Linked DNA regions of Homo sapiens: region 2 is linked to region 1. Evidence: read pairs that join two places in POLR2A ChIA-PET (ENCODE). Cell type or tissue: PC-9. All regions are shown on one strand. Each heading gives the region's core, and the rest is flanking DNA. Links, peaks and the distances in the headings are about the cores only.

The links. Peaks named below come from ENCODE experiments on the same cell type or tissue, not always from the same donor. Only the 100,000 strongest peaks of a DNase experiment are listed, where the experiment ranks them.
Region 2: POLR2A ChIA-PET joins it to region 1 with 7 read pairs; 3 of 35 experiments call an interaction of 5 or more read pairs at or near these places.

The regions. Positions count from the first base shown.
Region 1 is chr20:49,547,610-49,564,324 of GRCh38, forward strand. PTGIS (prostaglandin I2 synthase) reads right to left here. Exons shown (of 10, transcript NM_000961.4): 2 at 2,457-2,580; 3 at 232-410. Among named protein-coding and RNA genes, the nearest start is that of PTGIS, 12 kb to the right of the region's middle. In PC-9, for the core only: no CTCF peak of the experiment used is centred there; no DNase peak of the experiment used is centred there; H3K4me3 peaks cover 875 bases; H3K27ac peaks cover 4,311 bases.
Region 2 is chr20:49,626,422-49,643,136 of GRCh38, forward strand. It overlaps B4GALT5 (beta-1,4-galactosyltransferase 5), which reads right to left. Exons shown (of 9, transcript NM_004776.4): 5 at 16,047-16,163; 6 at 14,057-14,244; 7 at 13,257-13,379; 8 at 10,920-11,021; 9 at 6,524-10,038. The coding sequence ends at 9,891. LOC124904926 (a long non-coding RNA gene) reads right to left here and starts at 5,775. Exons shown (of 2, transcript XR_007067638.1): 1 at 5,515-5,775; 2 at 3,363-4,895. RefSeq lists enhancers at 802-871, 4,190-4,239, 4,470-4,789, 4,840-5,522, 10,083-10,583. In PC-9, for the core only: no CTCF peak of the experiment used is centred there; no DNase peak of the experiment used is centred there; H3K27ac peaks cover 723 bases.

The DNA of each region.
Region 1 (16,715 bases), core at 4,887-12,886:
CAAACAAACAAACAAACAAACAAACAAAAAAACCCGCCAGAGATGAGAGACAAAGAGTTCTTCTTCCACCCAATTCTTTTGGGTTGTTTTTTGTTTTGTTTCTGTTTGTGTTCTCAAGACAAAATGTCTTTACCGAACATTTGCTTTGGAACCAAGAATAACTTGGGCCACATGAGTAGAAATGAGTCGCCCACCCTGGCCCTCCCACAGGTGCCATCTCCAGCCACTCACAGTTTCATCCTGGCCTTTTCATCACTGGGGCTGTAATGTGGAAGCTGCACATCAAAAATCCTCTCCATGAGGAAGATGGCATAGGCATGGAAGTCGAGCCTGGTGCGAGGCTCCCACACCACCGCGTCGTAGGAGTGTGGGTCCAGGAGAACGGTGACATACCTGCCCCCAACCAGTATCTGTGGGAAGTTGCCAGGGATAGAGTGAGGAGTGTCACTGTGAACAGCAGCCGCTCTCAGTGGTCAGGGCCTTACTGTGTGCCAGGCACTGCCCCACTGGACAGTAACACACTATGTTCTCTTATCTATGCCTCACTACCACCTACCACCCTGTGAGGTAGGGACCATCACTCACCCATTTATAGCTGAAAAAGTGAGGCTTAGAAAGGAGAAGAAATGTGCCCAAGATCTCATAGCTGAGAAGTGGCAGGACTAGGACTGGAATTTGGGAATATTGAGGCTTTTTAAAATCAAAGACTGTGTTCTCTACCACCTCACTCTTAAGCACCTGCCATGATTATCTTGGTTATTGCCATATCTCCAGTAGCCAGGAGAGAAGGCGGCAGATGGATCCTGTGCACATCATGGATGGATGGATGAATGGATGGATGAATGGATAGATGGATGGATGGTTGGATGGAAGAATGGATGGATGGATGGATGGAAGGAAGGATGGATGGATAAGTAGATGGATGAATGGATGGGTGGATGGATGGATGGATGAAAGAATGGATGGATGGATGGAAGGAAGAATGAATGGATACATGGATGAATAGATGGATGGATGGATGGATGCTGTTGGGTAAATTCCAGTGGGTGGATTGTAGAAGAGTAAATGGGCAGATGGATGGATTGGTGAATGGGTAAATGAATGGAAGGAAGGAAGGAAGGGAGGGAGGAAGGAAGGAAGGAAGGAAGGAAATTGCTGGGTAAATACTTGTGGATACAATGTTAGATAGATGGATAAATGGAAGGATAGATCAATGAATCTATGTTGGATGGAAAGATGGATGGAAGGGCAGCTAGAGGTTGGTTGGAAACCAAATGTACCAATAAATGTTGGGTACATGGATGAGAGAATGCTAGGTAGATACTGGGTAAAGTGAAGGATGAATGTTGATTGGATGGAAGTTGGAAGGATACATGGAAGGTGGGTGGGTGGTGGTCGTTTGAATAGATGTTGTAAGGATGGATGGATGAGATATAAATAGATGTATATCCAGTGGGGAGACATCGAATACTGAATATAGCTGAGTGTTGGGTGGATAGTGGCAGATGAACAGAAAGATGCGTAGATAAACAGAAAAATGAAAGTTGGTGGAAACTGACCAGTTATCCCTCAGTATCCATGGAGGATTGGTTCCAGGACCTCCTGCAGATACCAAAATCTATGGATGCTCAAGTCCTTGATTTAAAATGGCATAATATTTGCAAATAACCTACATGCATCCTCCCATATACTTTAAGTCATCTCTAGATTACTTATAATACCTAACACAATGTAAATGCTAAATAAATAGTTGTTAAACTATATTTTTAGGGAAGAATTACAACAAAAAAGTCTAAAAAAGTTTAGTACCAACACATTTTCCCCCAAATATTTTCAATTCGTGGCCGGTTGAATCCAGAGATATGGAACCCACCCATGGATACAGGGGGCCAACTGTATACAGATGAAAGTTGGATGAACATTGGATCCATGAGTGGAAGAACTCTGGGTAGATCTGGGCAGACACATGAAGGGATAGAAGATGGATAAATGAATTGACAGATGTCGGGTGAATCTATGGAAAAACTGATGGGTGAGTGGATAGACGGAGGTTGACGAATGAATGCTGAGTAGATATAAGGATGGAAGGACGCTTAGTAGACACCAGGTGGACAGGCAGAAGAATGGGATGGGAAGATGGATGTTGAACGGATGGAAATGGAATGGATAGATGGAGGTCAGCTGCATGGATATACAAGTATTGGATAGATATTGAGTGACTGCATAACTCCACGCTGGGAAGAGCAAGAGGGAGACTGAAGGGATGATGTTAGGTCAGCATTGAGAGTGCAGCTGGACAGGCAGCTGGATAGAAAGTTGGCTCGACCACTCAGATGGATGTTGGATGGTGGGGTGGGGGGGTTGGCATAGGGACATATGTTGAAGGAATCAACAGAAACCAGATATGAGGCCCAGCTGCTCATCCCCATCCCTCCCGAGGCACAAGAGGCACTTACAGTAAAGATGTCACCGTGCTTCTCCTTCATCCTCGTGAGGAAGCTGGCAGCATCTTTTCCAAAGTCCAAGGCATACCCCAACCAGGGGATGCTGCCCAGGTCCAGGGGAGGCTCACCAGGTCGCCTACAGAAGCCATGGCACTTGTCACCATTTGATAAGGCAAGGAAGGGCATAAAGAGTGTAGGTTGCAGAGTGTGATTTTGAATGGAGCAGTCGGGGAGGTAATCTGAATGGAGCACTCGGGGACTATTGCCTCACCTGCTCCTTTTCTCTTGTAACATGTGGATGACCACACCCTCCCTCTTTCCCCTCCAGCCCACTTTTCCCCCTTTAAATACTGAAACCCTCAGAGTCATCTTTGAAGAAAGGCACAGACCACAGACTGTTTCTGTGATTCTGTGGTTTTTCTTCTCCCTGGCATTGTCCTTAACCTTGGTAAAATAAACATCTAAATTGATTGAGACCTAGCTTAGATACTTTTTAGTTTACAAATTGGCGACCATGAAGGGACTCCATGTAGGTGGCCCTGGCCTTTGACAAATCTCCTGTTGGTGTTTGGTAACAGCTTGGTATCTGTCTTCATTGGTCAAACCAGTAGGGCTGGGAGCTCCCTGCTGCAGAGAATCCCGAATCTCTGAAAATTTGAGATCTAAGAGAGCTACAATTTGAGAGCTAAGTTTTATTTTGTTGTACAACTCCTTTTCTGGAGTATTACTTGCTTCCAACAAGGAAGGCAAGTTTTCCTGCTTCCATGACGATGGAGAGCACGTAACTCCCTTCTGGAGTTTCAACTCACTTCCAACAAGGAAGGCAAGTTTGAAGTTTTTTTTCCTGCTTTGTAGATGGTAAAGTGCAGGCCAGGCACAGTGGCTGATGCCTGTAATCCCAGCACTTTGGGAGGCCAAGGCAGGTGGATCACTTGAGGCCAGGAGTTGAAGACCGGCCCGGCCATCATGATGAAACGTCATCTCTACTGAAAATACAAAAATTAGCCAGGCATGGTCGTGGTGCATGCCTGTAGTCCCAGTTACTCGGGAGGCTGAGGCAGGAGAATCGCTTGAACCCAGGAGGAGGAGGTTGCAGTGAGCTGAGATTGCTCCATTGCACTCCAGCCAGGGCGACAAAGCAAGACTCCGTCTCAAAAAAAATAAAATAAAATTTAACCTGAAAGACTGGTTCAGGCCGTGGTGGGAAGTGGGGGTCAGACATGACTCATTATACCCTCCAGCATTCATATCAACACAGACCTTAAGTCTGATAAGAAACCTTTACATCTATTCGCTCTGAAGCCTGCTACCTGGAGGCTTCATCTGCATGAGAAAACTTTGGTCTTCACAACCTCTTATTATAACCCAGACATTTATTTCTATTGACAATAACTCTTGCAACCAATTGCCAATCAGAAAGTTTTAAAATCCACCTATAACCTGGAAGCACCCCCCACATCAAGTTGTCCTGTCTTTCTGGACTGGACAAATGTATATTGTCAATGTATTTGATTGATATCTCCTGTCTCCCTAAAATGTACAAACCGAGCTGTGCCTTGACCACGTTGGGCACATGTCATCAGGATCTCCTGAGGCTGTGTTGTAGGCCATGGTCACTCATATTTGGCTCAGAATAAATCTCCTCAAATATTTTACAGAGTTTAACTCTTTTTGTCAGCAGTGTTTATGTATGTGTGTGTGTTTATGTGTGTGTGTATGCGTGTGTATGTGTGTGTATGCATGTGTATGTGTTTGTGTGTGTGTGTGTGTGTGTGTGTGTGTGTGTGTGTGTATGCCTTTATGCTTTCTTTTTTCTCTCCTAGGTTCTTGTTTTTTGAGAAAAAGATTTTTTCTTCCCAGTCGACTGAATTCTGTTTTCTCCATTTACTTCTGCCTGTCTCTCCTTCCTCTTGCCGCCCTCTGCTGCATAAGGGACCTAAAATAATTTCTAACAGCCTGGGATTCCTTAAAGAAAACAGAGAAGGTGCCAGACTCCTTCTGGGGAGAAACCTCTGTTTTTCCTTATGAAACCCTAAGAGTGTAAAAAGACAAGTTCCTCTCAGATCTTAAACTGATTGTTTTTGTATTGCGTTATCTGATTTCTTTTTTTTTTATTAACTAAAATAGCTATTACTACAGGAACTACTCTTGTGTGTTTAAGAGAGGGAGTGGTTAAAATACTTAGAGAAATGCTTTTGTAACAAAGTGCACTGTAAAAGCATTACATGGCTTAGTCTCATGATATCTCTCTCCTTTTAGAGACCCAGGATTCAGTGTGGACTCTGCCCAGAGCTCAGAGGTCCAGTTAAAAGACAGAGACTAAATTTAAATCTACCTATCTAAATAAAGTTTGTCTCCTCATAAAATCCTACAGAAGATTTCTATAATTTTATGTTTGGCTTGTGGCTTGGCATCCATTTTTAATCTCCCTCTAACACACCCAGTCTCTCTCTCCCTCTTTCTTTCTCTCTCTCTCTCTGTCTGTCTCTCTCTCTCTTTAGAGATATACATTTCCCTATCTGATTTTCACCCAAGAGTTGTTCCTTTAGTATGCAAGTTTGGCTGACAATTGCCTAGGGTAATGAAACAGGTTATCAAGAAATTGGAAGTCTAAGATAGTTGTCCTTTTTAGACCCAGGAGTCAAACACTATAACTTAACAGCACCAGGACTTAAAAACGATACAGAAAGTCACATGGATGTAATAACTTTTATTTAAAATTGTTTTATATCAGCTTTCCTAGGCAAATAAAAACATAAAACAACTTAGACATATTAAGAAAAGCCAGGAGCTTTATAACAGGAGAAAAAAAGGGGTCTTATGAATCTTATCAGATCTACTGCTGCCTGTCTGTCTATGTATTTATATGTCCTGTATATAATGTTTCACTACAAAAAAATACATAAGAGGTCTAATAAATTGGCTTAAAGAAAAAAATCAAATACTTTATCAGAAAAATAGAAACTTTAAGCCCAAATGGTTTTTCAAGCTCACATGACTTAAGTAAATCTTTAACAAATAAGCTGGTTTTAAAATTATTGGTAAAATAAAATTAGAAATGGTTTCAGAATTGTCAATATACATTATTGTTTTATATGTATTAGTCAAGGGGTTATATATTTATCTCTGCTAGATATTATAAGGTGACAAAATTTGGCATGAGGATTATGAAGCTATAAATCCAGCCCAAAAGAGAATTATCATTGTGTAACTTTTTGATAAATAAGGCATTTAATATTGTTCATTTAATGAAAACAGTTAAATCCTGAGTTATTGGCAAAAAACAAAAAACACACATGTATTTAACTTTAAAGTTCTTACTTAAGTAAACATCTGAAATTCACAGCTATAAAAATGATTAACAGGGAAATAACTTTAAATAGTGACTATCACAGTTTTCATAAGTAATCTAGGTAAACTATTTTAAAAAATTAATTAGGTAAATGTAATGAAATAAATGCTTATAAATAAATGTCATATAATTCAGAATCTAAAGTGATATTAAATTAAATAATAGATACCCATTAAATGTCTGGGTCATTTCCAATTTTTCCTTAAAAAGTTACAGAAAAACATTTTTCTTAAAAAAGTGTTCTTATTAAAAGGAAATAGTTTTGTCTAATTCAAAGGTTGTTTATTAAACAACGTAAAAAGAATAAGTAAATAAGAAGCATGTAAAGAAAATTATAAAGGGGTATCTTTGGCAAGAAAGGTTAAAAGAAAAATAATTGTATATGGAAAGAATCCCGTAAAAATTTTTTGTCCTAAAATAAAATGATTGATCATTTACGAAAGAGAGATGTTTAGGATAAAACAGGAAGCATGTTGTAAATGGTTTGTGTAAGTCATAATAAGGTTTATAAAAAGAGAATTTATGAAAAACATTTTATGTGAACAAGTTGACTATAATTAAAAGGAAATTATTTATAATAGTCTTTCTAGAGATTGGGTTTTGATATTAAAAATGCACTAATACACTAAAGAATTGGTTAGAACAAAATTTTCTTAAGGTATTATTTTACTGTTAATAACATTACATGAGATTTTAATTTTTTTAACTCAAAAGTTCAACTTTTATTGCATCTTGCTATTTTCAGCTTTCTCTCCTCTTTGAGAAGGACTGAGAGAATAATTCTCTCCATCAACATTTTCGTCAGCTCATATAAATTTTTTCCCTCAGGTCCTAACTGTTGTAGCCTGATGCTAAAAATGCTTTATCATAAAGGTCTAAAGGAAATGTTTTCATCCAATATAACATTCTGTGCTCCTGGCATTTCTTAATATGTCTAAATTGTTCTGTGTTTTGATTTGCCTAGGAAAGCTGATATAAAAAAATTTTTAATGAAGGTTATTACATCCTTGTAACTTTCTGTAATGTTTTTAAAGTCCTGGTGCTGTTTAGTTACAGGGCTTTGACTCCTGGGTCTAAAAAGGACACTGAGTCCTGCTAAATCTTAAACACTGACAGCAGTTAAAGCATCATCTTCAGACCTAGGAGGAGATGACATTCAAAATAAGCTGCATTTGTGAGACATGGAGCCAGAAATGAAAACTATTCAACCTCTCTAGGCCCAGGGACTATCATGGAAGAGGTGGGCATATGAGATTGTAAGGGCTGATTCTGAGAGATTAAATTAGTTCAGAGTTTCTCTATTAATTAAACATTAACATCAAAGGCACACTGATGCAAGACCAGCATCTGGGCTCCTGTGTCAGATTAACAAGGTTTTCTTGAAGCATTATCCCACCCTTTAAAAAATTATAAAAGTTTAGAAAATGGTTTATGGAAATTACATCTTAGGGTCAAGATGATTAAAATTTAATAGATTTGTTTATAAGATTTGAGAAACAGGATTTAATTGGCCTCATGCTGTATTTATTAGAGCTTATTATTTGGAAAATTAAGTCTCCTCTCTCAAAGAATAAAGGTTTTTAGGCCAGGTGTGGTGGCTCATGCCTGTAATCCCAGCACTTTGGGAAGCTGAAGCGGGTGGATCACTTGAGGTCAGGAGTTCAAGACCAGCCTGGCCAACATGGTGAAACCCCGTTTCTACTAAAAATACAAAAAAATTGGCTGGGTGTGGTGGCAGGTGCCTATAATCCCAGCTAGTCGGGAGTCTGAGGCACAAGAATTGCTTGAACCTGGGAGGTGGAGGTTGCAGTGAGCCAAGATTGCACCACTGCACTCCAACCTGGGCGACAAAGTGAGAGTGTCTCGAAAAAAAAAAAGAATAAAGGTTTTTGCCTTTTTTCTGAAATCTCTGAGTTATACCTTTGGCTAAATGAATGACTTATTTTACAATAACCTGTGATTCTATTTTGTGATGTCAAGTGTTTTAAACTTTCTATATTTGACAAACTTTCCAAAATAAAATAGTCAATTCAGTCCTTTTGACCTCATTAATTTTTTGGCATTAGGTCCTCTGAAGTCCAAAAGAGACATATTCGGCTTATTTGGTAAAATAAAATCATACAGGAAGCATTGTCAAATATGAAATGGTGTTTAATCTTCTTTGGATTATATTTATATAAATGAGTTGCTTATATAAATGAGTATGTGTTCCAAAATTGTATGAGATTCCTGTGATTCTGATATGACTTAGTATACATCATCAGTAGTAATTATGATTATTATGTAAAACTATTGAATACCACAGACGTAACCAAATTTCCTTGTCAATTGTGTCTTTAACTATGGCTGTTCTAAGACTTTTGTCATCCACAGTTGTTTTAGTTTGATCTTTTTATAGGTGATTTATAATCAGCTATAGAACTCTGAGGAGTACTCTTAAACATGGGCTTCTGACAACCTTAGAGATTGTGCCATTGGAATAGGGAGAAAAACTTCCAGGACTGTCATGGAGAACTGATGTATTCATGAGGACTGCTAATCCCATCTTGAGCAGAACAGGAGTTAATTGCATGAACTGAACTAACAGGAGATTGAAATAATCTTTTATGAGTTTTTGTTTAAAACATTTGTTGATTCTTTTTGTTTTGTTTTACAGAGTCAAGAAAACTTTCTCTTCTTTTAAGCTATTTATAGCTTTTAACAATTCAGTAAAGTATACTCTCATGAGAAAAATTTAAAACAGAATTTCTTTCTCTTTACCTATTTTTTCCAAAACTTGGAAACTATTTGTGAGTATTCTTAATTTATGGCAATGTAGTTATTTGCCTAAGTATCTTTTTTCTTTTATAACAGGGCATAATTGGAGACACTGGTTATTTTACCAAGGCTTTAACTGGAATGACATATTTTCAGACTACTTTGAGAAAATAAGGCTGAACTATAGAGCTAATAAAAGCACCTTGGAAAAACTGGCTTCATATACCCTGTCGTTTACAGGGTCCTGACCTGTGGAAAGCAAAGAATGTCACTTTTTGAATTCACTCAATTCATACAGGTATCTGCAGGCACAGCTAAATCCTTGGCTGGGTGTGAGGCTTTTAAAAAGGTCTAGACTCAGATTCCTTATGGAAAAGCTTCCAGCAAAGCCAATTTTAAAAAGAAGAGAGAGCTCATATGGCAAATGATCAGTCTTGCTGCATTTTATGAAAATAATCAAGCCAAGTATAATATAACTAAAACTTATTTTACAAATAAGTTGGTCCTACTATGATTTTGTCTTTAATAAAATTGGGGAATTGGAGAGAGAAAAGTCATGTTTCAAAATTAACTATAGTACACCTGTTATTAGAGTCTAGACTTGTCTAATGTTTTTCCATTTTTATTATTTTCCACAATTTGGACTGAATTCTAAAAATTCTCCTGGCTCCAAGTCTCCAAAAGAATGTTTTCAATGTTTTCCCTTCTTTTTTTTTTCCTCCCCTCATTTTTCCTGATGTGAAATCACTAAAAGTTAAGCTGTGCTTTTCTTAAAGCCCTATAAACTGAACTTAAACTTTGGAAGAAAATAAAAGCAATCTCTTTATATGCAGAAATCATTTTCATACCTGCCTACTGATATACGGACTTGAGAGTAATATGGCCTCTATCAGTTTTCCAGGTTCGTTCTTTCTTTTTTGTTTATCTGCTTACTTCCTCCTTTTTTCCTGTTTTCTTTCTCTCTTATTTTCTTTGTGTGATGTGAGACTTCACAACCTACTAAAACTGAGCTTTCCTAACAATGTGGGACCTATTCGTCTAGAAATAAACCATCCTAGACATGAGAGATCAGACAAAACCTGAGACCGGAGATTCATTTTCTTCTAAAATGCTTTCTCCAAAAGATCTTAAATAGAAAAGGGGGGCAGGCATACATGGTGGTTCATGCCTGTAATCCCAGCACTTTGGGAGGCTGAGACAGGAGGATCACTTGAGCCTAGGAGTTCAAGACCAGCCTGGGAAACAGAGTGAGACCCCGTCTCTACTAAAAATTAAAAAAATTAGCCCAGCATGGTAGCACATGTCTGTAGTCCCAGCTACTAGGGAGGCTGAGACAGGAAGATCGCTTGAGTCTGGAAGGTTGAGGCTGCAGAGCAAAAAACGTGCAGGAAGAAAGAAAAGAAAAAAAAAAAGAAGAAAAGAAAAGAAAACCAGGGAGAAAAGAAAACCGGGGAGAAAGGAAAATAAAAACTCAGGACACCAATTCACTCTGCCATGAGGAAAAAATTAAACTGAAAGCTGAGTCATGCAAGAAGCTGCCTTTCCTACTATTCCTAAGCAGATAGCTACAGATAAAAGTTTCAGTATCTCCATAGGCAGCTACTCTATGTTCACCTTATTTTATGTAAAGTGCTGATTTACTGTGCATGAGAGAAATACATCATTGACTATCGCCCTACCCGTTCCTTTTCTCTTGTGACATGGGGATTACCATACCTTCCCTCTTTCTCTTACAGCCCACCTTTCCCCCGCTTTAAGTATTGAAACCCTCAAAGTCGTCTTTGGAGAAAGGCACAGACCTCTCTACTGGGCATGTCCTTAACCTTGGAAAAAGAAACATCTAAATTGATTGAGACCTGTCTCAGACACTTTTTGGTTTACAGGTACCACTTCACCCACCAGGATGGCCATAATAAAAACAAAAATTTTAAAAAAGGAAAATAAGGCTGGGCATGGTGTCTCATGCCTATAATCCCAACACTCTGGGAGGCCAAAGTGGGAGGATCTCTTGATCCTAGGAGTTCAAGACCAGCCTGGGCAACATGGTGAGACCCTGTCTCTACAAAAAATACAAAAATTAGCCAGGTGTGGTGGTGTGCACCTGTAGTCCCAGCTACTCAGGAGGCTGAGTTTGGGGGATCACTTGAGCCTGGGAGGTGGAAGCTATAATGAGCTGTGACTGTGCCACTGGACTACAACCTAAGCAAGAGAACGAGACCCTGTTCCCACCACCAAAAAAGGGAAGAAAATAAGTGTTAGCAAGGATGTGGAGAAGTGAGAACCCTCATACATTGCTGGTGGGAATGTAAAATCGTGCAGCTGCTTTGGAATGCAGTCTGGCAGTTCCTCAAAACGTCAAGCATAGACTTACTACAAGACCCAGCAATGTACCCTAAAGAATTGAAAACGTTGGATCTTATACAAATGTATACACTATTATTCGTAAGCAGTGTCAGAGGTGTTCAAACCAGAGTGACTCCATGTTGAATAGGAGCTGGGTAAAATGAGGCTGAGACTTGCTGGGCTGCAATCCCAAGAAGAAGTTAGACAATTTTTTTTTTTTTTTTTGAGATGGAGTTTTGCTCTTATTGCCCAGGCTGGAGTGCAATGGCGCGATCTCAGCTCACTGCAACCTCCGCCTCCCAGGTTCAAGTGATTCTCCTGCCTCAGCCTCCCAAGTAGCTGGGATTACAGGAATGAACAACCATGCCCGGCTAGTTTTGTATTTTTAGTAGAGACAGGATTTCATCATGTTGGTCAGGCTGGTCTCGAACTCCTGATCTCAGGTGATCCACCTGCCTCCGCTTCACCAAGTGCTGGGATTAGAGGCGTGAACCACCATGCTGGGCCAGGAAGCTAGGCATTCTTAAGCGCAGGATGTTTACGATCAAGGGAACACGTTAAATCATGCTTACCCAACAGACCCAAGACTTAACAGATCCAGGACTTAACAGACCCAGGAAACATCCTGCTGTCCCGATATTTTATGAACAAAAGCCTTCTTAGTTTAAGAATAAGTTTTGCTTTAAAGATAATAATATAGATTCTTATGGAAGATTGTTAGGTAACAATCTTTTGTCCCCAGCCCTTGTGGTAGAAGAGCACACCTCTCCCATGATTTTTATCTTCTATATAAACAAGAAGAATTGTAACTAAGGCAGACACATTCCTCCTCTTGCCTTCGGAAACGCCCTGGTCTGTCTATGGTGTGGCCACTCTTTCGTTCCTTTACCTTCTTAATAAACTTGCTTTCACGTTACTCTGTGAACTCACTCTAAATTATTTCTTGCCTGAGATCCAAGAACCCTCTCTTGGGGTCTGGATCAGGACCGCTTTCGGGTGACAGCAGCATTATTCGTAATAGCTGAAAAGTGAAAACAACTCAAGTGTTCGTTGAGTGACGAACGGATAAACAGAATGTGGTGTATCAATGCCACGAAACGTTACTCAGCCACAAAAAGGAATGAAGTACTGATTCATGCTACGATGTGGGTGAACCTTAAAAACATTAAGCCCAGTGAAAGAAGCCAGACACAAAAGGCCACATATTGTATTAATTCATTTATATGAACTGTCCAGAATTGGGAAATCAATAGAGATAGAAAGTACATTAGTGGTTGCCCAGGGCTGGAGGAGGGGGAAATGGGGAGTGACTGCTAATGGGTACATGGTTTCTTTTAGGGGTGATGAAAATATTCTGGAATTAGATGATGGTGATGATTGCACAACCCGGTGGATATACTAGAAACTATTGAATTATACACTTTTTTTTTTTTTTTTGAGACGGAATCTTGGTCTGTCGCCAAGGCTGGAGTGCAATGGCGCGATCTTGGCTCACTGCAACCTGCACCTCCCGGGTTCAAGCAATTCTCTGCCTCAGCCTGCCGAGTAGCTGGGATTACAGGCACCCGCCACCACGCCCGGCCAATTTTTTGTATTTTTAGTAGAGATGGGTTTCACCATCTTGGCCAGGCTGGTCTTGAACTCCTGACCTTGTGATCCATCTGCCTCAGCCTCCCAAAGTGCTGGGATTACAGGCGTGAGCCACCATGCCCGGCCGAATTATACACTTTAAAAGGGGAGCTGGAGGGCCGTGGCATGATCATAGTTGACTATAACCTCAAACGTTTGGACTCACGCAATCCTCCAGCCTCAGCCTCCCGAGTAGCTGGCACTATATATAGGCACATGCCATCACACCTGACTTTGTTTTTCTATTTTTTTATAGAGACAGGGTCTTGATGTGTTGCCTAGGTTGATCTTAACTCTTGGGCTCAAGCACTCCCTGTCTCAGCCTCCCATAGTGCTGGGATTACAGGCATGAGCCACTATGCCCAGCCCAAAAGGGTGAACTAAATGGGATATGAATTATATTCCATTAAAGAAAAAAGAAAACAGGGTGGTGTGAGACAGTGAGGGGGGCTGGTTTACAAAAGGTGGTCAAGGAGGGCCTCCTCAGGAGATGCCACGTGAGCAAAGACCAGAAGGATGTGAAGGGAGTGCTCTGGGAGGGGCAGGGAGAAGAGTGTTACAGGCAGAGGCAACAGCAAGTGCAAAGGTACTGGGGTGGGAGCATGCTCGGTGAGGTTTTCGAGACAGCAGGAGCCAGCGTGGCTGGAGTGGAGAATGTGGGGACGAGACGTAGGCGATGATGCTGGAGATGACTTTGTGGACCACGAGGGCCAAGGCCAAGGTGGGAGTCCGGCTCCTATGCCACGCGTGGCAGGGATCCACTGGAGGGTTTGCAGCAGGAGCCAGTAAGTGATGTGACCACACCTTTAAAGGGTCATACCAGAGAAAGACAAGAGGAAGGAAGGAGATGTGTCAGGGAACTACCGTGACCCCCCCAGGAGAGCAATGTGGTGGAAGCAATGGCCATGGTCCCCGGGGAGCCAGACCTAACATCTGAGTCTCCCACTTTCAGCACAGGGCCTTTTGTTCCACACCCAGCAGTTCAGGGAAGCAGCCACTTCTCTTCCTCCTTTCCCCCTCCCTCTCTACCTCCCTCTGCCCCTGTCTCCTGCTCCCTTTTTCCCTCTACCTGGCTGCCCCCAGTATAACCCAAAGGGTGGGACAGCTCGTGGGCAGGAGCAAATGGCCAGATTTGAGGGCCAAGGCTGGGAAGGATGGGAGCAGAAGCAAAGATGAAATTTGAGGGCCTAGGAAGTGCCTCTCCCAACCATTCCCTCCTCTCCCCAGCCCATCCCGGCTTCTCTAGTCAAAGAGGAGACTTGCAAATTTGAGCTCTGTGAGTCTAAGGAGGTGCAGGGCCTTGCCTTGTGCCTCATCTTTTTGTGAGCCCCTGGGCTAAGGCCACTTCTCCTGAAGTCTCCACGTGTCGTGCTGCCCAAGTAGCCTTGGAATAACTGGTTCATGGCAGCCCCCTTCCAGCCCAGGTCAGAGCCTGGCAGACTGGACCCAGAAGCAGTGATTTTTGCATAAGAGGCAGGAGGGCATGGTCACGATGAGCCCAAACTTTAGCACCATACTTCCTGGCTTCAAATCCCAGCCACGCTTCTTGCTGGCTGTGTGACTTAGCTTCTCCATGCCTCTATTTCCTCATCTGTAAAATGGAAGCAATAATGCTACTGACTGCATTGGGCTGTGCCAAGGATGAGGGGAGTTACAGAGCACCTGGCACCTAGTAGCTGGGAAGCAGCTGAGAAGCAGGAGCAGTAAGATTCCTGGGCACCATTTACCTAGTGCCAACTACACATCAGGAGCTATACTTGGCATTTTCCAAACGTTTCCTTGTTTGGAAATAATGGCTAACATTTAATGAACGCTGATGGTGTGGGAGACACCACACTGAGGACTTTATCCCAGTGACTCAATGAATCCTCCCCCTAACCTTATGAGGAAGCAATTATTACTGCCAGGCCCATTTTACAGAGGAGGAAACTGAGGTGCAGAGGGCTAAGTCACATGCCAGAGGGTCCAACATAGAGGACTTGGGTTTCTAATCCAGACAGGTCTGGCTGCAGTGCCCACCCTCTTGACACTACCCTGGCCCCCAGTCACCCTAAGTGGGCATTTTCACCTCCATTTTGCAGAGATATTCCAGAGACCTACTCAAATGCAGGCCCTGAAATTTTCTCCTAAAACATCTTTGCAGGCGGGAGCAGGCTTTCTTCCCCTGCCTTTCTCCTGGCTGTGGCCGGAGCTCCCCAGCGAGCCAGGTGTTATTCCTGGCAGCTTTCCTCTTTCCCCAGAAAAGTCCCAAGGAGGCGCAGACAAAGGCAGGAAGCCCGGAGCCCAGGCGCCTGACCCCTGATGTTGGCTCCTCCAGCCTTGGGCCCTCAATCCAACTCAGGCCGTGGTCACATTCCAGGGTGACTCAGCCTGCAGCCAGCGGGGGCGAAGGAGGCTCTGTTTTGGGGACTGTGGGCTCTAGCCCCACCCACGGACACTCTCACTTTTTTTTAGGTACTGCCAGGCCCTGGCGGGCAGGGCGGTGGGCCCTGACCTTTCCATCCCCGGCTCCTGCCCACACAGCCGGTTTCCTGCCCACCCTGGGTCAGATCCCAAGGCATCTTTTCTGATTTCCGACTGGAGCCCCATCACATGGGTTCCTCTAAAAACGGCCTATTCCTCACTCACTGACCCCTGTCGCCTGCCCTGGATCTCTCTCCCACTTGACCCTTTGTGAACCAGGGAAAGGAGTCAAGGATGGGATGTCACCCGCCTCCATGCCCCCTGACGTATCGCATCTTCACTAGATGGAAGAGCCATGAAGGGAGGGCGTGTTGTTCACTCCAGCACTCAGAACAGTGGCTGGTCTGAATGAATCATGTATGCAGTCGGTGCTCAATGGGCAGCACCTGCCTCCCAGAGTTGCTGAGAGGGTTAAGAAAGCCAATGCAGGTTAAGCACTTGACACAGAGTCCATCTTCTAGATTGTCCAGAGCAGAGGCTGGCATGGTTCAGCTGTGCAATGTTGGGTAGACTGCCCAACCTCTCTGTTCAATCATTTCAACTCAATGCAGGGCCTTAAGCTCTGGGAGGATTTAATGGGGAACAAAAGGGGGCTTAGTTGCACAGGTGAGCTGGAGCAACCCAAAATTCTGTTTAACCTGCTTAACCCATTCTTCCCCCAGGGCTCACCCACAGGCCTCCAGGGTTTTCAGTCTGCCATTAACAGGGTTTCCCAGATGCTCTTCCATACCTGCCCCGCACTGCTACCACTGTGCATAAAAAGCACGTGGCCTTGCCCTAGTTTTTGTTTTCTGGTTTTTGAAATAGACACAAATTCACAGAATTATTTCTCAACACAGGAAAAAACAGCAGAGGAAGTACAGTGGTAACTAGAATAGCTGCATGCTGGAGAGGCAATAGGGAGTAGTGGGGACTGTGGCAAGATTTAGAGAGGGTGCTACCACTGAGTCCCAGGAAAGTATTGCTAGATCTTCCCATTTTTCAGAAGAAGTTGGAAATCTAGATTTTTGTGTATGGAATCCCCCAATTTTCTCCCCATGTCCCACACAGCACAAACCCAGCCCATCCAGGGCTGAATCCAGTCACGGACCACTGTTGGGTGACCTCTGGTCAGTGCATGTTAGAATGAGACAGATTTATTTGTGCCTACAAATTCTGCATCCTGCAAGGGCCCAGACCAGCCACTGGGCCACAGTGACCCTCGCTTGATGCCACTATGCCTTCCGGACCCCCAGAAAAGGAGCCTCCCAACCAAGAGATCTCTCTCAGTGCTCCCTGTGGTGGTCACACAAGCCCAAAGGAAGAGATGCAGTAGCCTGGTGATATGGCTGGGGCTTGAGAGACCACCTCCATGAGCCACCTCGAAGTACAGATAAACTGAGGCCTGGGAAGCAGGAAGAATGCTTCTGATACTCACAAGGCAAATCAATTAGTTTCAAGGGGCCCACAAGCCATACTCCTAACTCTCAGCTCACCACCCTCATGTTCACCGAATGGGGCTCGAAAATTCTTGCTGTAATTGCAGAAATTTGAATTTGAACTGGGAACTACATGACATTAAGAATTATCTTTTTATATTCTCAGGCAAGAAAATAGAATTGTAGTTGTCAGTTTTATATGCATTCTGAAATATTCAAGGGTGGAATATCATGACATCTAATTTTTTTTTTTTGAGATGGAGTCTCGCTCTGTTGCCCAGGCTGGAGTGCAATGGCGCAAGCTCCGCT
Region 2 (16,715 bases), core at 8,716-16,715, 83 kb after region 1:
ACTCCTGATCTCAGGTGATCTGCCCACCTCAGCCTCCCAAAGTGCTGGGATTATAGGTGTGAGCCAGTGCACCTGGCCACAGAACATCTCCATGACCAAATGTGTGTCTGTTTTTCCCCAAGCACCAAGCAGTGGACACCAGCGGGGCATCCCCCAATTCCACTCCGATGCTGTCTACCTGAAGATAGCCTCGGGTCACACAGGTTGAGGGCTCAGTCCCCAAGACTGTCCCCTCCTTCCCACCAGTCACAAGTCCAGGCTTCCAGAACTTCTGACCGATCAGCTCCAAACCCGCTCTTTGGGTTTAATTTATTTGCTAAAGCAGCTCACAGAACTCAGGCAAACTTACTTTTACGTCTACTGGTTTATGACAAAGGTTCTTTTAAAGGACGCAGTTAAACAGCCAGATGAGACACACACAGTGAGGTCTGGAAGGGTCCTGAGCCTGTCCCCATGCCACCCTCCCAGCACGTGGATGAGTTCTTGTTCACCTTCTTACAAACCTCCGTGTGTTCAGCTATCTGGAAGCTCTCTGAGCCCTGTCCTCTTGGCTTTTTTTTTTTTTTTTTTTTTTGAGACAGGGTCTTGCTCTGTCACCCAGGCTGGAGTGCAGTGGTGCGATCTCGGCTCACTGCAACCTCTGCCTCAAGGGTTCAAGCGATTCTCCTGCCTCAGCCTCCTGAGTGAGCTGAGATTACAGGCATGTGCCACCACGTACAGCTAATGTTTGTATTTTTAGTAGAGAAGGGGTTTCCCCATGTTGGTCAGGCTGGTCTCGAACTCCTGACCTCAAATGATCCACCTGCTTCAGCCTCCCAAAGTGCTGTCTCTCCATCTGACTGCAAGGAAATGAAGTTGCAGGGAAGTGAAGTGACTTCCCCAGGCCATGGAGTTGTTGGCTGTAGAAGTGCAACCAGCAGATCATCTCTCCTGGGCCCTGCTCTTCCTAGAATTCACAGTGGAAGATGTATACCCTACTCCCACCTATTCCTTACCTCCGAGCCTCCCTACACAGCAGAGACCTCTCTCCTACATGACTGCCACCCACCATTGTCCTAGAAATAAGTCAAACAGTGGCATTTGTCAGTCCCACATCTAGTCGTAGCAGGGTGCTGTGTGGGGCGGGCGTGGTGGCAGAGAAAAGGTGTGTCTTGGAGCAGTGAGAAAAGTACTCAGGGCTGTGCTTCCTCAAGGAGTCTCATGGCATGTAGCCTGCCTGGAAAGTTTTCTGCCAGCATCTAGCAGGTTGCATTTCACAAGCGGCATAAATCCTCCTTAACCGTTTGCCCTTACAGCTAGTTTGCATGTGATGGTAAATCTGAATTGTTACTCAGTGACTGTATTTATTAAGAACAGCCCACCTGCAAGGTACTGTGGCATCGAGGGTACCAGGTTAGGAGGAAACTAGCATTTTTTTTTTTTTAGACAGAGTCTCGCTCTCGTTGCCCAGGCTGGAGTGCAATGGCACTATCTCAGCTCACTGCAACCTCCACCTCCCGGGTTCAAGTGATTCTCCTGCCTCAGCCTCCCAAGTAGCTGGGATTGCAGGCGCCTGCCGCCATGCCTGGCTATTTTTTTGTGTATTTTTAGTAGAGACGGGGTTTCTCCATGTTGGCCAGGCTGGTCTCAAACTCCTGACCTCAGGTGATCCGCCCAAAGTGCTGGGATTACAGGCGTGAGCCACAGCGCCTGACCTCAGCAAAAGAATTTGGTAAGTCTAGAGGTAAAGCTTAATACTGTAAAGATGCTAAAGATGCTGTCTTCCCAGATCATTAATTTAGTGCAATGTCAGTCATGATCCTAGATTTTAAAAAGCAATTTTTTAAAATATAGAGACAGGGTCTCTTTGTTGCCCAGGCTGGTCTCAAACTCCTGGCTTCAAGTGATCCTCCTGCCTTGGCCTCCAAAGTACTGGGATTACAGGCATGAGCCACCATGCCTGGCCCTTAAATAGATTTTTAAATATAACTTGACAAAATAAATCTCACCGGATTGAGAAAATACATAAACATAGCCAAGAAAAACAATTTTTTTGAGTCAGAGTCTCATTCTGTGTCACCCAGGCTGGAGTGCAATGGTGCAATCATGGCTCACTGTAGCCTCACTCTCCTGGGCTCAAGTGATCCTCCAGCCTCAGCCTCGTCGGTAGCTGGGACTACAGGCACACACCACTGCACCTGGCTAATTTTTTCTTAAATTTTTGTAGAGACAGGGTTTCACTATGTTGCCCAGGCTGGTCTTGAACTCCTGGCCTCAAGTGACCCTCCTGCCTATGCCTGGCTGAAAATTTTGATGAGAATGGGGTTGTGTAAGTATGTTCACCCTGACAAAAGAGCTGTTTGCTTTGGATTTATGGACTTTTCTGTATGTATATTACACTTCTATAAATGTTTACAAAATTTGGGGTAGGATATAGAAAGTAGAGATAAACTTGTCTTATAAAAACATACTACAGGGCTATCATAATTAAAACTGTAAGGCATAATAAGACAAATAGCTCAATGAAATGGAAGAATCTTGCTACAGAATTTAATGTGTAAGACATGGGGAAATTATTGATTGTTCAATAAATACTGTTGAGACAATTAGCAATCCATTTGGAAAAAATAAATTATAGACCGCCCCTCCTGACCATATCATACACAAAATCCCCTTTAATTCCAGGGGTTAAAGATATAAATAGCATGATCATTCACTGATGGTAGAAGGATTAATTCATACTGCCTTTTTGTAGGACAACTTGGTAGGCTCCTTCAACATTTAAAATGTGCAGGTGGGGCGTGATGGCTGACGCCTGTAATCCCAACACTTTGGGAGGACAAGGCGGGTGGATCACTTGATCCCAGGAATTTGAGACCAGTGTGGGTAACATAGTAAGACCCTGTCTCTACAAAAAATACACTAATTAGCCAGGTGTGGTGTGTGTGCCTGTGGTCTCAGCTACTCAGGAAGCTGAGTTGGGAAGATAGCTTGAGCCCGGGAGGTTGAGGCTGCAGTGACCCATGATCGCACCACTGCACTCCAGCCTGGGGTGACGGAGTGAGACCTTATATCATAAACAAATAAATATATGTATGTATTTGTGTGTGCATGTGTGCATATATATGTGTGTGTGTGTGTGTGTGGGTGTGGGTGTGTATCCCTTGCTCCAACAATTTCATTTCTTGACTCTCTCAAGTTGGCCTACACATATATGTGCACATGGATTGATGTGCATCTGTGTTCACTGTGGTGCATATAATGTGATAGTGGAAAACTGGAAACTACCTCCATGTCCATTAGGAGGGGAATGGCTAAATTACATACATCCACACAAGAGATTACCATGTGTCACAATTCAAATAATAAGATAGGTTCAGTCATTCATGCAACAAATATTTATTGAGCAACTACTATGTGCTAAGACCAGTTCTTAGCTCTGGGGATAGAGCAGAAAACAAAACAGTCTCTGCCTTCATGGGGATTATATTTTAGTGGGGTTGACAGCCAATGAACAAAGAACAATAAAAATATAGTACGATTCAGAGTGAGAATATTGTGAATCAATAAAACAGGGTAAGGGGGGACAGGGACAGGGAGGTGGCATTTCAGACTGGGTGCTCATCAAATCTTCTCCAAGGAGGTAACATCTGGGCTTTATTTGAGGGAGCTCTTCATTCACGGAAAAGAGGTCTCCAGAAACATTAAGAAAAAACAAAACAAAACAAAAGTAATTACAGGACAACTTATGGTTTTTAAACTATGCCTTTGTTTTCCTAAGCATGCATATAGGTATACAGGTATAGATCTGGACATCAGCCAATGGCTGGACATGGTGGCTCACACCTGGAATCCCAGCACTTTGGGAGGCCAAGGCAAAAGGACGGCTGGAGCCCAGGAGTTCGAGACCAATCTGGACAACATGGTGAAACCCCATCTCTACAAGAAATACAAAAATTATAAAAATTAGCTGAGCGTGGTGGTGTGGGCTTGTAGTCCCAGCTACTTAGGAGGCTGAGGCGGGAGGATCACTTGAGCCCAGGAGGTTGAGGCTGTGGTGAGCTACAATCGTGCCACTGTACTCCAGCCTGGGTGACAGAGACTCCGTCTCAAAAAAACTAAAAAATGTAGACATCAGTCAAACTGCTAATATTAAAGGAGTGGTTTAACACTTATTTTCCAGCAAGCACATATTCACGTTACTTTTAGAATAGACTTTTCAACTCTGTGAACAAAAGCTATTTAGAGCACATATGCAAAAGAGTTGGGTCAGCAGAAGCAGCCTAGGGGTTAAGAGCGTCTTCCCTGGGGCAAAAATGTCCCCAGCCGGCTCAGCTGCTAGCTTTGTGACCTCAGGCAAGCTGTGGCTTCAGTTTGTCTAGAGTAGCTGTTCCATTTGGGTTTGTACCTAGAGGGAGGAGGCCAGGGGTGCTGCTGAACACCCGACAATGAGCAGGACAGCTCCCCCATTTGTCAAGAGCAATGTGGAGAAGCCGTGCTCCAGAACAAGGGGCAGTGCCCGCCTCTCAAGGGTTGAGGACTCACGGTGTGCAATGCACTTAGCATAGGCCCTGGCACATAGCAAGTACTCAATAAATAGGAACTATTTTTATTACTGGACTTCCCTGAAAACTAAAAAAAAAAAATGTTGAGAGTATGGAGGACGTGGTAGTGCCAGGAATCAGTTCTGCTGAATCCCAATTCCAGCAGCTGGCTGGAAGGGATCTCTGACCTCCACAGCAACAACAGTCTTCACGGGGTGTGTGTCTGCCAATGGGATGGCCTATACAGAGCTCCTCGTTCCTTCTGTTTGGTTTTTCTGGTTTGAATCTCATCTCCTGCCAGTAGTTCAGGGACATTCCCACCAGATCACCTGGTCTCTTGTACGTATTCAGCTGTGCTCTCTCAGACATTCCCTGTGGTTCAGAAGAAACACACTCAAGCTTCTCTTGTGGGAAAACCAAAACCCAACCCCACCTCACCTCCCACCCCCAGCTTCCCGCGCTTCCTGTGGCCCTGACCTCCTCTTTCCACCCCTTCCCAGGAAATCCAAGAGACACCCACTCTGCTGCTATCTCCTCCTTCCACCCCATCAGGTCAGCAAAACGGCTCCTGCCACATTTCCAACACCTGGCCACTGCCAACTCACTGCTTCTCCCTCTTCCTCTTGTATCGCTTCTCTGCTGCCTTCAGCACGGCTGACCACTCTCCCTCTTGGCCTGCTTGTCCTCCCACCCCTCCTCCTGCTCACTCATCCTCCTTTTCTCAACCAGGTTCTCAGAGGCTGGGCCAAGGCTGCTGCCTTCTCTTACTCCATGCTTCCTGTTCTCAATCCCCCAGCAATCTCACCCGCTGCTGGGTCCTTACTAACCTCCTCCACCCAAAGACTCCCCAGTCTGCCTGTAGCCCCCACCCTGCTGTCTCTGCCAGGTTGTCTCAAAACTCCCTGAACTCAGCAGTCACAACTGATCTCGTATCTATCCCGCCAATCTGGTCTGACTCTAGTGCCCCCATCTCAGGGAATGGCCCTGTTACCTGTGCAAGTGGGAAGCCAGCAGCTTAGGTGGAGTCCTCCATCCCCATCACCCCTGGCAGGTCCTGGGAGCACGACCTCAGTATCTCCCAGTCTCCCCTCCTCCGTCGTCCCTGCACCCATCTCACTCGCCCCTGCTTCTCTTCTGCTTCTGTACCATCGCTCGTTCTCCCTGCAACCAGAGCCATCTCTCAAAGTTGCTATGGAATCCGAATCGCATCACGCAGCCCTGCCTGCTGAAAACTCTTGAATCCACTGCTCTAAGGATGAAATGCAAACTCCTCCCCCTGTGCGCCCCCCTGCCCCCTCTACTCCAGCCACGCTGGCTTCCTCCCTGCCCTGCAGCTGTGTGCCACACGCTCCTTGTCTCCCCCTAGCTCACTTGCTTCCACCTTCCCTACATTCCCAACTGGAATGCCCACCCTACCATGCACTCGTCACCTGCAGCTTCCCCTTTTGGACCAGGTATTGAGGATACAATTTTAATCATACCCCCCAGTGGACCGTAAGTTTAATGAGTCCACTGATCCTGTCTTATTTTCTCTATTATTATGTCCCCGGCATCTGACACTATTAATACTGTGAGTGGCAAACATTCAACACATAGAAGCCATGATGACAATCTCTGAGCAGAATCTGGCATATAAACCCTACACTGATCCCAGAGAACCTTCTGGAATCAAACTCCATCAACCCTCACCACCCCCTTCACCCCCAAGTCCCCTCACTCAAGTGTCTTATGCAACTTTCTTGGTACCACCTGGGTGATTCTTGAAAGAAAACCCAAGCGTGGGCATGCCTGGGCAGCACAGTGGAGGACTGCTTCTGTTACACTGCGTAGCTTTTTACTCAGCCCGTTCACCTGCAGCACGGGTCAGGCAGTATTTACCCCAGCAAGACCCAGAGCTCAGCTGAGCTGCCTTAAGTTGAACTCCTGTAGGAAAGGAAAGGAAAAAGGAAAGACCCCCAAGGACCCAAACTGTCCTACACAAAGAGAAATGACCACCAAGGTTTGGTTCTTGAATATGTATTTTTTACTGAAAAAATCATTCATAAATTAACATACAAAAATGTACAAACACATGAGTAAATAATGTAATGACAAAGGACTATTTTTGTGAAAAGTGTTTTTTAAAACATCTTTAGATTTCAGTGCAAAAATGTACCCCTGGCACCTCTTAAAACGTAAGAGCAAGCTCAAAAACACGTAGTGATGGAAATAAGCTAGCTACGCTCAATGCCATCGTCAATGGTGAGTGGATACAATCAATCCATGTGGCTCCTGCTCAGCTATTAATGTCTGTGGTAGAGGATCTCTGACAAGAGGACCTATTATGTCAAAATGAGTATTCTTGCAAATACCCCCCCACCCCCCAAAACAGCATGAACAAACGGGGACACCTTTCCCTGCACACAGCAATCAAAGACAAGATTAAGGGGCCACCCATCAGTAGCCTTGAAGATTTTCAGCTACCAATATATGCACAAGGTCACATTTGGTTCCTGTTTTTTTTTTTAACATGACAATTTCACACTATTAACAGCACACGGGCCTGGCTGTACGTTTTTAACTATGACATTTCCCATATGATATTCGAGGCCTGGTGGACACATGACTGACAGTGCACATCCAGAGATTCTACACTCATCAGACACAGACATGACCGCAAAGGTATCAAAGTGACCCCACTTTAAGCAGTGAAAAAAGACCTTTCCTTTTGTTCTCAAATCAGCATTTTCTAAAGTCAGGTGTTAGCCTTTTGCCAACAGTGTGTACTTGATGGTAATTATGGCAACATAGAGCTTCAAACAAGATCGCCTGACAACACTGCCGCATACACATACGGCACCCAGGACTCAGAATCAGTCTGTCCTGGCAAATCCTTCCAAATGACATCATAGTGTTGTCACATTGAAAGCAACTCACAGCCTTCAGTGAGGAAAGGGGAGAGGAGAATGAGAAGGGGAGAAAAGCCAAGGCAGGGACAAAGGCCCGGTGGGGGATGGGGGTTGCAGGGTGGAGGGGGGTCTTTATTGCTATATGCACCATAAAACAAAGGAAAACCAAATGAACTTCTGTGTGTAATGTTCACTTGTGAAGGTATTTTAAAGCATGAAATGCTTAAGTCTTAAAAAACATATGCTATAGCTTACCGGCATTTTCAAGGGCAGGAACCTGCTCTCTCATATGAGCCGATAAGAGCTTTGCAATGCAATTTATTTTCTAAATACCACTCTATTCTTCAAAAGAACAAAAACACAAACAAACAAACAAACAAAACAAGGCCTGGCCAATCACTCCCACAGTTTGTGGGGATCATATGTCCACAGAACCATCACATGCAACGAAAAAAGCCCTAACCCACACACATACACACACACACCCCTACACACACCCATGTAAACTATGAAAATCAAGGAAGTTGAAGGCAAACAAGGCAATTAAAAAAAAATACGAAGTACTCTTCAGAAAGTACTCCTCATCACAATATATAAATATGTTTTATGGAAAACAAGGGCGGGGGAGGAAAACTGGCATTTTCCAGAATTCTGCAGAAGCCGACAGAGACTACAATTTGAGGGCTTTGGTTTGGGGAAAAACAAAGAGGCACAAATTCAAATACAATTTAGAACATGACTTCAAGGCTGGGCGCAATGGCTCACACCCGCCCATAATCCCAGCACTTTGGGAAGTCAAGGTGGGCGGATTGCTTGAGTCCAGGAGTTCGAGACCAGCCTGGGCAACATGGAAGAAACCCCTGTCTCTACTAAAAATACAAAAAATTAGCCAGGTGTGGTGGTGTGCACCTGTAGTCCCAGCTACTCGGGAGGCTGAGGTGGGAAAATGGCTTGAGCCTAGGAGATGGAGGCTGCAGTGAGCTGTGATCGTGCCACCACACTCCAGCTTAGGCGACAGAGCCAGACCGTCTTAAAAAACAAAACAAAAAATAATATGACTTCAAAATGCAGGTGGGGGTGTGAGCAGTGCACCTGGGCTCTTGCTGTCTGGAGCTTTGTTAGTCTAATTTCAAAGCTTCAATCCGGTCTTACCTGGATCCCAGCTGCCCCACAGCACACAAGTGTCACCAGCTCCCTGGCTCCTGGCTCCCTATTTGAGTGCTCCTTGGTTCTATGTATCAGTTACTAATGTTGACAAAGAATCTTTCCAGAAACCAAAAAGGGACACAGAGGAATCACTGAAGCCAGCTGGTAATGTAGGCACATTGTTCAGAAACTGTGGCCAAGTTCCACAAGAGAAAAAGTAAGAGGGGGAGGGATTCCCATACACACCCCCGCCCCCCGCCCCCCGCCCCGCCATGCTGATGAAAAGACAGAACACGAAGCCTGGAGAGCCAGAGATGTGTGTGCAGCGAGCCCCGAAGGGCCTGCTTTAGGCAGGAAGCAGCCTGCTCTAACAGCAGCCTCCCGCTTAGCGGAGAGTGGGATGAGCACATGCGCGGCCGACAGGGAAGAGTGAATCCAGAGCAGAAGTCAAGGGCAAGACTCGTGGGGGGGGGAAGAAAGGGACAGAAGCCAGCTCCCAGCAATAAAGGTCGGGTTATTTTGTTCTTTTGTGACATGCCCTATATCCACTCCCTCGCCAAAGTGACAGCAATTCGGGAGATGACATTCTTCAACTGCATTTTAACTGAGTTCCTGCACTTGCCAACCAAGTAAGTGGCCTAATACATAAATCCTCAATTTGAATTGGAGCCAGCTAGAAAATTAAATTTTAAAAAGGCATTTTACATGGCTTATTTACAATTATACTTCTTCAAGAAGTGATTGTTATATATTTATGTCTATTTATCTTTCCCAAACACCCTCCCCTCCACCCTCAATCCCCACCCAAAGAAGGTAATTTTTTAAAAAAATGAAACCAAAGAGAACACCAGAGATCTAGAAGAATGGTGTGGAGTTTCATTTGCTCTTCCTAAAACGCAGCTGCCCTGTGGTGGGTTTGCCTCTGCTCTGAAGGCCAAGAGGCTCCAAGGTCATGTGTAGGGACAGGCTCCACGGCAGGACCACGGCAGGACCACGGCAGATCACAGTTCATCATGGGTTCTGGAGACTGCGGCTAAGACAGGATGTGGGGTAGGAGATGGGGAGAGAGCAGCGGGACAGACGTCTGTCTTGTGAAAACAGAAAGCCAGTGCTGACGAAGGAAGTCCCCAAGCTCACTCCCTCAGTTCCAGCGGCTGATCCAGTGAAGGCGTTTGTGCGTGTGCTGTCACATTTTCCCCCTGAACTCTGTGATCCTTCATGAGACACAGTATTTCTGTTCTCTTGCTGTGTAGACCCTCCCCCCTCCAAAAAAAAATCTCATCGGACTGCTTTCTTGGTGGCGGTGGGTAAAGCAAACGTACATTCTCTCCTCTCAGTACTCGTTCACCTGAGCCAGCTCGGGTGTCAGGTTGACAGTTATGTTTTTATACAAGGCGTCGTATGTGATGTTTGCAAAGTAGTTCAGGTTGTTGAGGCCATCCAGCCCTTGCCGTTCTTTTGACTTCCTCAGCAGAGCATACCTGTTTAGGGAGGGAACAGAGAAGAGGTGGCTCTGAGTGAGGATCCATGCCTCTGCAGCCAGAGGATGGAGCAGGGCGTCCCACAGCAGAGGACGCAACCCATGGCAGCACTTCTGCAGCACAAGGTGGGCGCACGGCCAATTCTGCTATGCCAGGCTGAGTGCTGTGGTCAGAAACACCTCCTGTGTTTCATGCCAGGTGCTTCACTTAATTATTTCATTTAATGCTCACGCCAGCCCCTGCTAGCAAATGAGGAAGCCAAGGCTTAATAATGTGAGGTAACTTGCCCAAGGTCAGAGAGTGGGGAAGTGGGAGGTAAAGCATTAAAAATACAACAGATGAGAAAGTTCATACTCTGTATTCAGTGCCATTTTACTCCCATGAAAACAGAATTTCAGCAATTAGAATTGGTTGTCTAGAGCACAGTCTTCCCCACAATTTAGAAAAGACACACACACACACACACACACACACACAAAGAAAGAAAAGGTAACACAGCAACTGCAGCCACCCAGACAGAAGCTCAGGACACCATTCGGAACGGGAGCCTGCGGAAAGGGCGCCACTGCTCTGTCACCTCAGGGACCTTCATCCAAGCTGTTTCTTCCCAAATTCCCCAAAGGCTACTGTGGAGACCACAAGGCTGAAGACATAGGACAAGTGATTTCCTTCGAAGAATCTTACTATTGAAAATGTTCACCAACGGTCTGATCCCCACACTGTTCTGCCTCAGAGTTAGAATACATGCAACAGCTGTCAAACAGCTGTCAGAACAGGGCCTCGGGGTGGGGAGTAGGAGAAGGGGCTGTAATATGCTCTAAGATATCCGGACATGAAAGTATAGGGGATACTTCTAAGAGACAGAGATAAATTCCACCAACCTTCCAAGAAACTGGACTTCTCCTCGATGGTGATGAGGAATGGACTTGTACTTTCCTGTGTCACCCTCTGGCCGGCTCACAGAATAGCCTGCATTCTGTACTCTGTCCAAGACCAAGAGAACAGGCTTTTAGATACAACGGTAATAGCCCAGGAGTGACCAAAGCCTACAAGACATGTTACAAGCTTACCCTGGAAATCACACACAGCAAAAGCTCTCACCCGCTTAACTGACTCATTGTGTCATTTCTTAAAAACTGAGTTAAAACTCAATTTTAACTGAATTAAAGTTTTTATGTGAACGGAAAAAATAGGCTGGGCTAGGTGGCTCGTGCCTGTAATCCCAGCACTTTGGGAGGCCGAGGTGGGCAGATCATTTGAGGTCAGGAGTTCGAGACCAGCCTGGCCAAAATGGTGAAACCCCATCTCTACTTAAAAAAAAAAAAAAAAATTAGCCAGGCGTGGTGGTGCAGGTCTGTAATCCCAGCTACTCAGGAGGCTGAGACAGGAGAATCACTTGAACCCGGGAGGCAAAGGTTGCAGTGAGCAAAATTGCACCAGCTTGGGTAACAGAAAGAAAATCTGTCTCAAAAAAGAAAAGAAAAGTACGGAAAGAAATGGTTACTTCCAGGGAATAAAATAGAATCAAAATGGGGATTAATACTTAGACACTTGTATCATCTAATTTTTTTTTTTTAAGAGACAGGGTCCACTGTGTTGCCCAGGCTGGAGTACAGTGAGGTGATCATGGTTCAGTGCAGCCTCAATCTCCCAGGCTCAATTAGTCCTCCCATCTCAGCCTCCTGAGTAGCTGGGACTACAGGCGTGTGCCACCACAACAGGCTAATTTTTTTTATTTTTTGTAGAGACAAGGTCTCACTGTTGCCCAGACTGGTCTTGAACTCCTGGGCTCAAGTGATCCTCAAGCCTAGGCCTTGTGAAGAGGTGGGATTACAGGTGTGAGCCACAGTGCTCAGCCTATCATTTGAATTTTTATTAGCAAAATAGTCCTTGTAATTAACAACAAACACATACTTTTCAAAAGCCAAGCTACAAAGGAAACAGATACCAGGTAGTATTTTGCATTTGTTCCTTATGAGGTTACTGTTTACTTACTCCATAAAAATATTACTTTATTCCACTCACACACAGGATTGTTCACCCAAGCTTGTACAGTACAAGCCTTATGTGATGGCGCAGCTAAATCTATGTAGACATATCACTAATATTCCACCCTTCAGTTTGGAGTGGTTCCAATGAAATGGGCATTTAGTACAGAGAACACTGGTGAAGTGAAAAGTTTTGTTAGAACCTTTAGCAGGAGGGGCACTTAGTTATAATATGCCTTAAAAACCCTATTTGCATCCATTAAAGGACAGAGCTTAAAAAAAAAAAGAGCCTTAAAATGACTACATTCGCTTATAGGAATTTTTCCTAAATAGGAATAACAGGCAAAAGAATTATCTACTATATCACACTCTAAATAGTGGAAAATGGAAAAGATTCTAAATATACACCAGGAAATAGTTACATAAATTACAGTACATCTATATAACCGAATTAAATGGAGCCACTTAAGATCCTGTTTACAGAGTATTTAATGTTGATATAAAAACAGTAACACCTATTGAGAGCTTATCACATATCAGATATGCCAGAGCTCTATACACATTACATCATTTAATCCTCACAATCCTGAGATTTGTGATTTTAAAAACTGACACACAGAGATTTTAAATTACTGTTCACTTGCCACTTTTTAAACACAAAATAAACTCAATGAAATGGTAACATGTTACTTATTGTTGTGGGTAATTTATTTTTATACTCATTTGTATTTTATAATGAACGTATTATTTATTAGAAGAAAAAATTGCTAAATTATAATTTGTTGATTTTCGCATGTCAAAGGAGAAAAATGAAAATAGCTGCTTTGTTGGGATATACAGTTTGTTTTTTAAGATATTAAGATATTTTTAAATTAAGATTAAAGATATTTTCTAAAAACTTGGATGTGTGTGGTGTGTGTGTGTGTGTGTGTGTATTTTTTAAGACAGGTCTCACTCTGTCACCCAAGCTAGAGTGCAGTGGCACAGCTCTCTGTGGCCTCGAACTCCCGGGCTCAAGTGATCCTCCCACCTCGGCCTTCCAAAGTGCTGGGATTACAGGTGTGAGCCATCACAGCTGGTCAATTTCATTTTTTTCCTTAACCTTTTAAACTGTAGCTACTAGAACATGTTAAATTACACACATGGCTTGCATTATATTCCTATCGGATAGTATTGGTCTGCAGTCTAAGGTAGCATTTCTAGAAGACACCGAAAGAACGGCAGAGGTACCTGTTCCAGAGGTCGTCATCTTCTCCACCCCAACCCCAGAAAGCATTAGGAAAGCCATTGATTTTCCGAAATTGTTCCACTGTTAAGCCACTCACTCCGCCAAAGAACTCGGTATAAGGAAGCCTAGGAGGAGATGTGGGACATCAATCATCTGTGTGTTACAGGGTAACTGTTTTCCCTAGAAGGTTCTCATTTGAGGACTAAAAACAGTGCTCTCTGTGCTCCTGACCTGAACCATATGAATGTATCAAATTAGCAAAATTAATTTTTGCAAACTGATTTTTAATAGCTTTAGTGAGATATAATTGACATACCCATACACAATTGGCCCATTTAGAGTATATCATTCAATGGTTTTAGTTTATTCACTGAATTGTGCAACCATGACCACAATCTATATTAACATGTTTCATCACTGTCCCCCGCAAAGCCTTGCACCCATTAGCAATCACCCCCTGCTCCTCCTATCCTCCTTAGCCCCTTATAACCATTTATCTACTTTCTGTCACTATAGATTTGCTTATTCTGGACATTTCAGACACCTGGAATCATATGATACACAACCTTTGTGTCTGGCTTCTTTAACGTAATGTTTTCGAAGTTCATCCGTGTTTTGGCACGTATCAGTATTTCATTGCTTTCTCCTGCCAAACAGTGCTCCAATTGTATGGATACACACATTTTGTTTATCCATCCATCAGTTGATGGGCATCTAGGTTGCAGCTAATTAGATTTCCTTTTCACATCGCTCACCATCCTTTCAGATTTAACCTCTTTAATTAAGAAGAAATGATACTCACAGATACATATACTTATCCAATTTGGTTGCAAAATGCCTCGGCATCTGTCCACATCCATAATAGTTGCGATCACTTTCCGGTATGTGATCTACATCATGAAAAATCAAACAGTCCCAATCCAAGTCTTTCATTGCCTCTTGAAAGCCAACGTTGAAAAGCATGGCTCGATTAAAGGGTTGGGTACCAACCTAAAAGAAACAGAACTTTATCTTTAAAAGAATCTTGAAGGAAAATCTTTGCTGTCTTTCCTGTGCCTAAAGACGAGTTTATTAGAACCAACTGGAAAAGATCACTGGGCTAGTGTAACCAGGTCCAACACCACAAATCAACTCACAGTGTGGCTCAGAAGTCACTGGACCTCTGGCATGGGCACAGTGGCTCACGCCTGTAATCCCAGCACTTTGGAAAACCAAGGTGGGCGGATCAGGAGTTCGAGACCAGCCTGGCCAACATGGTGAAACCCCATCCCTACTGAAAATACAAAAACATTAGCTAGGCGTAGTGGCGCATGCCTGTAATCCCAGCTACTTGGGAGGCTGAGGTAGGAGAATAGCTTGAACCCGGGAGGCGGAGGCTGCAGTGAGCCAAGATCGCACCATTGTACTCCAGTTTGGGCGACAGAGCAAGACTCCATCTCCAAAAAAAAGAAAAAGAAAAAGTCACTGGACCTCTGGCCCCAATTTCTTTAAAAATGTAAGTGATAGCAAACGCAAGCTTCTCTCTCCCAAGGCTACTGAAGGCAGAAATGCAACCGTGTACCAGCATTTAGAAGAGTACCCCGCTCCACAAAGGGAAGAGACAACACTACCATTTCTACTCCTTACCACTTGCTCTTCAGCACATCAACCAATCTCTAACTGTTCATAAACCAAATCTAGTACAAAGAGTGGTTTTTAGTTTTGTCTTGTTTTATTTTTAAGATCTAACTAAGACAACAGTCACTGAGCATGCCAGGGACTCAAGCCTATGGACAAAGAATTCAGTGGCTCATGAAGAAACCAGTTCAAATCAGTTAACAGCCTAATTAGTGTTACAGCTACATTGACTCCCCCTTGCCACTATCAAAATACCCAACTTAGGACCGGCAGATAGACCGTTAGCATTTCCCAGATGCCCAGCCTTGCTGAACAGTGGTGCTCAGCTTTTTTCTCACTCCAGTATAAGGCAAGCTCCAGGGTGACCACTTAACAGCAACTCAGACTGTGAGACTCAAAAGTGTGCCCATAGAGAGAGGTGAGCATGCAAAAGACCCTCAGACTGACGATCAGTGTATTCAGGGAAATCTGTCAACCTTTTGTTTATCTATGGATATAGCACCTCTAGTTCAAGGATCACATACTTCAAAATGCCTACAGAAGCCAAGTCAGTAATGTAAACATATAAAGTAGGCCCGGCAAGAGAAAACCACAGTAGGACAGTCATGTTCCATCTAAAGGCAAATAAAATATATGCAGGACCAAAAAAAAAAAGATTTACAGACTGAATTTGCCATGCGGTCTTCTTCAGTTTGTGACCTCTATATCTGGTTCCCTACCAATATTTTTAAGATTAAAACAAAACCAAACCCTCAGGCTTAGAGAAGTTTGCAAATGTCCCAGGCCACTTGGTTGATTAACAGCAGACATGACAAGCACTGAGGTCTCTTGACTCCAAGGCCACATCCTCTGTGCTGTACCTTGCTGCAGCTCTTTATCTTAAGGGGAACTTCCTGGGTCTGGAGCCTGCAGGCACCAACAAAACCATAATACAAGAGGCCTTTGTTCATGAGCCAACAAAGCTCTCTCCTGGATTCAAGTGTGCCCAGTACTGGGCAACAGACATCTCAAACCAGGAGCACAGAATTGCTCTCTGCTCCCCCTTCAAACCTCAGGCAACTCGATCCTAAGATTTCAGTTTTATTGGCTCTTCACACCAACAGTGGATTAGCTTGCAGCAACCTAAACTGCTGTCTCAGAAGAGAAAAAAGAAAGGAAAAGAAAGGACTACTCACTTGTTCAACCACATAAAATGCAAACTGCAAGCGCTGGCGCTGGAGCATGGGAAGCAGGTGTCTGAACAGGACTGGGAGGTGCTCGTGGCGGTTCCGGAAGGGGATAAGGATCGCCACCTGGAGTGGATTACAGCAAAAGAAGCACAGTTAGGACTCTCAGCTTTCACTCCTTAGCAGGACACCCCTGATGAATTGCTGACCAACCCATGGGAGTTCTGGGAGGCTGGCTATCTTGTCCTCAGCTTTCTCTAAACAAAGATCTATGTTGGCAAGTTGGCCCTTGGACCTAGATGAATGTGATTCTTACATATACCATATCTTATAGTACATAGTAGGCCTATAATTTATTCTAGGCCATAACTCATAGGAAAACACACATTCTACACTGTGACAAAAATACATCTATAAACTTACAATTAAAACAAGCTTCACAAAACAGTATTTCCCCTTACAATGTGCAATGTACAAATGCTGGTTATTCAACTGTTTTTATTTCCCAGCGATGGGCTGGATACTGATGTGTTCCAGATCTGCTGCATCAGCAGCACTTAACGAGGCTGGCACAGAATACGCATTTTAATAGATACTTGTTGAAAGAATGGACTTCAGCTGGGGTCACAGCTTAACGAAAACTACTGATGTCTTCTGACTATGGTCAGGCAGAAAAAA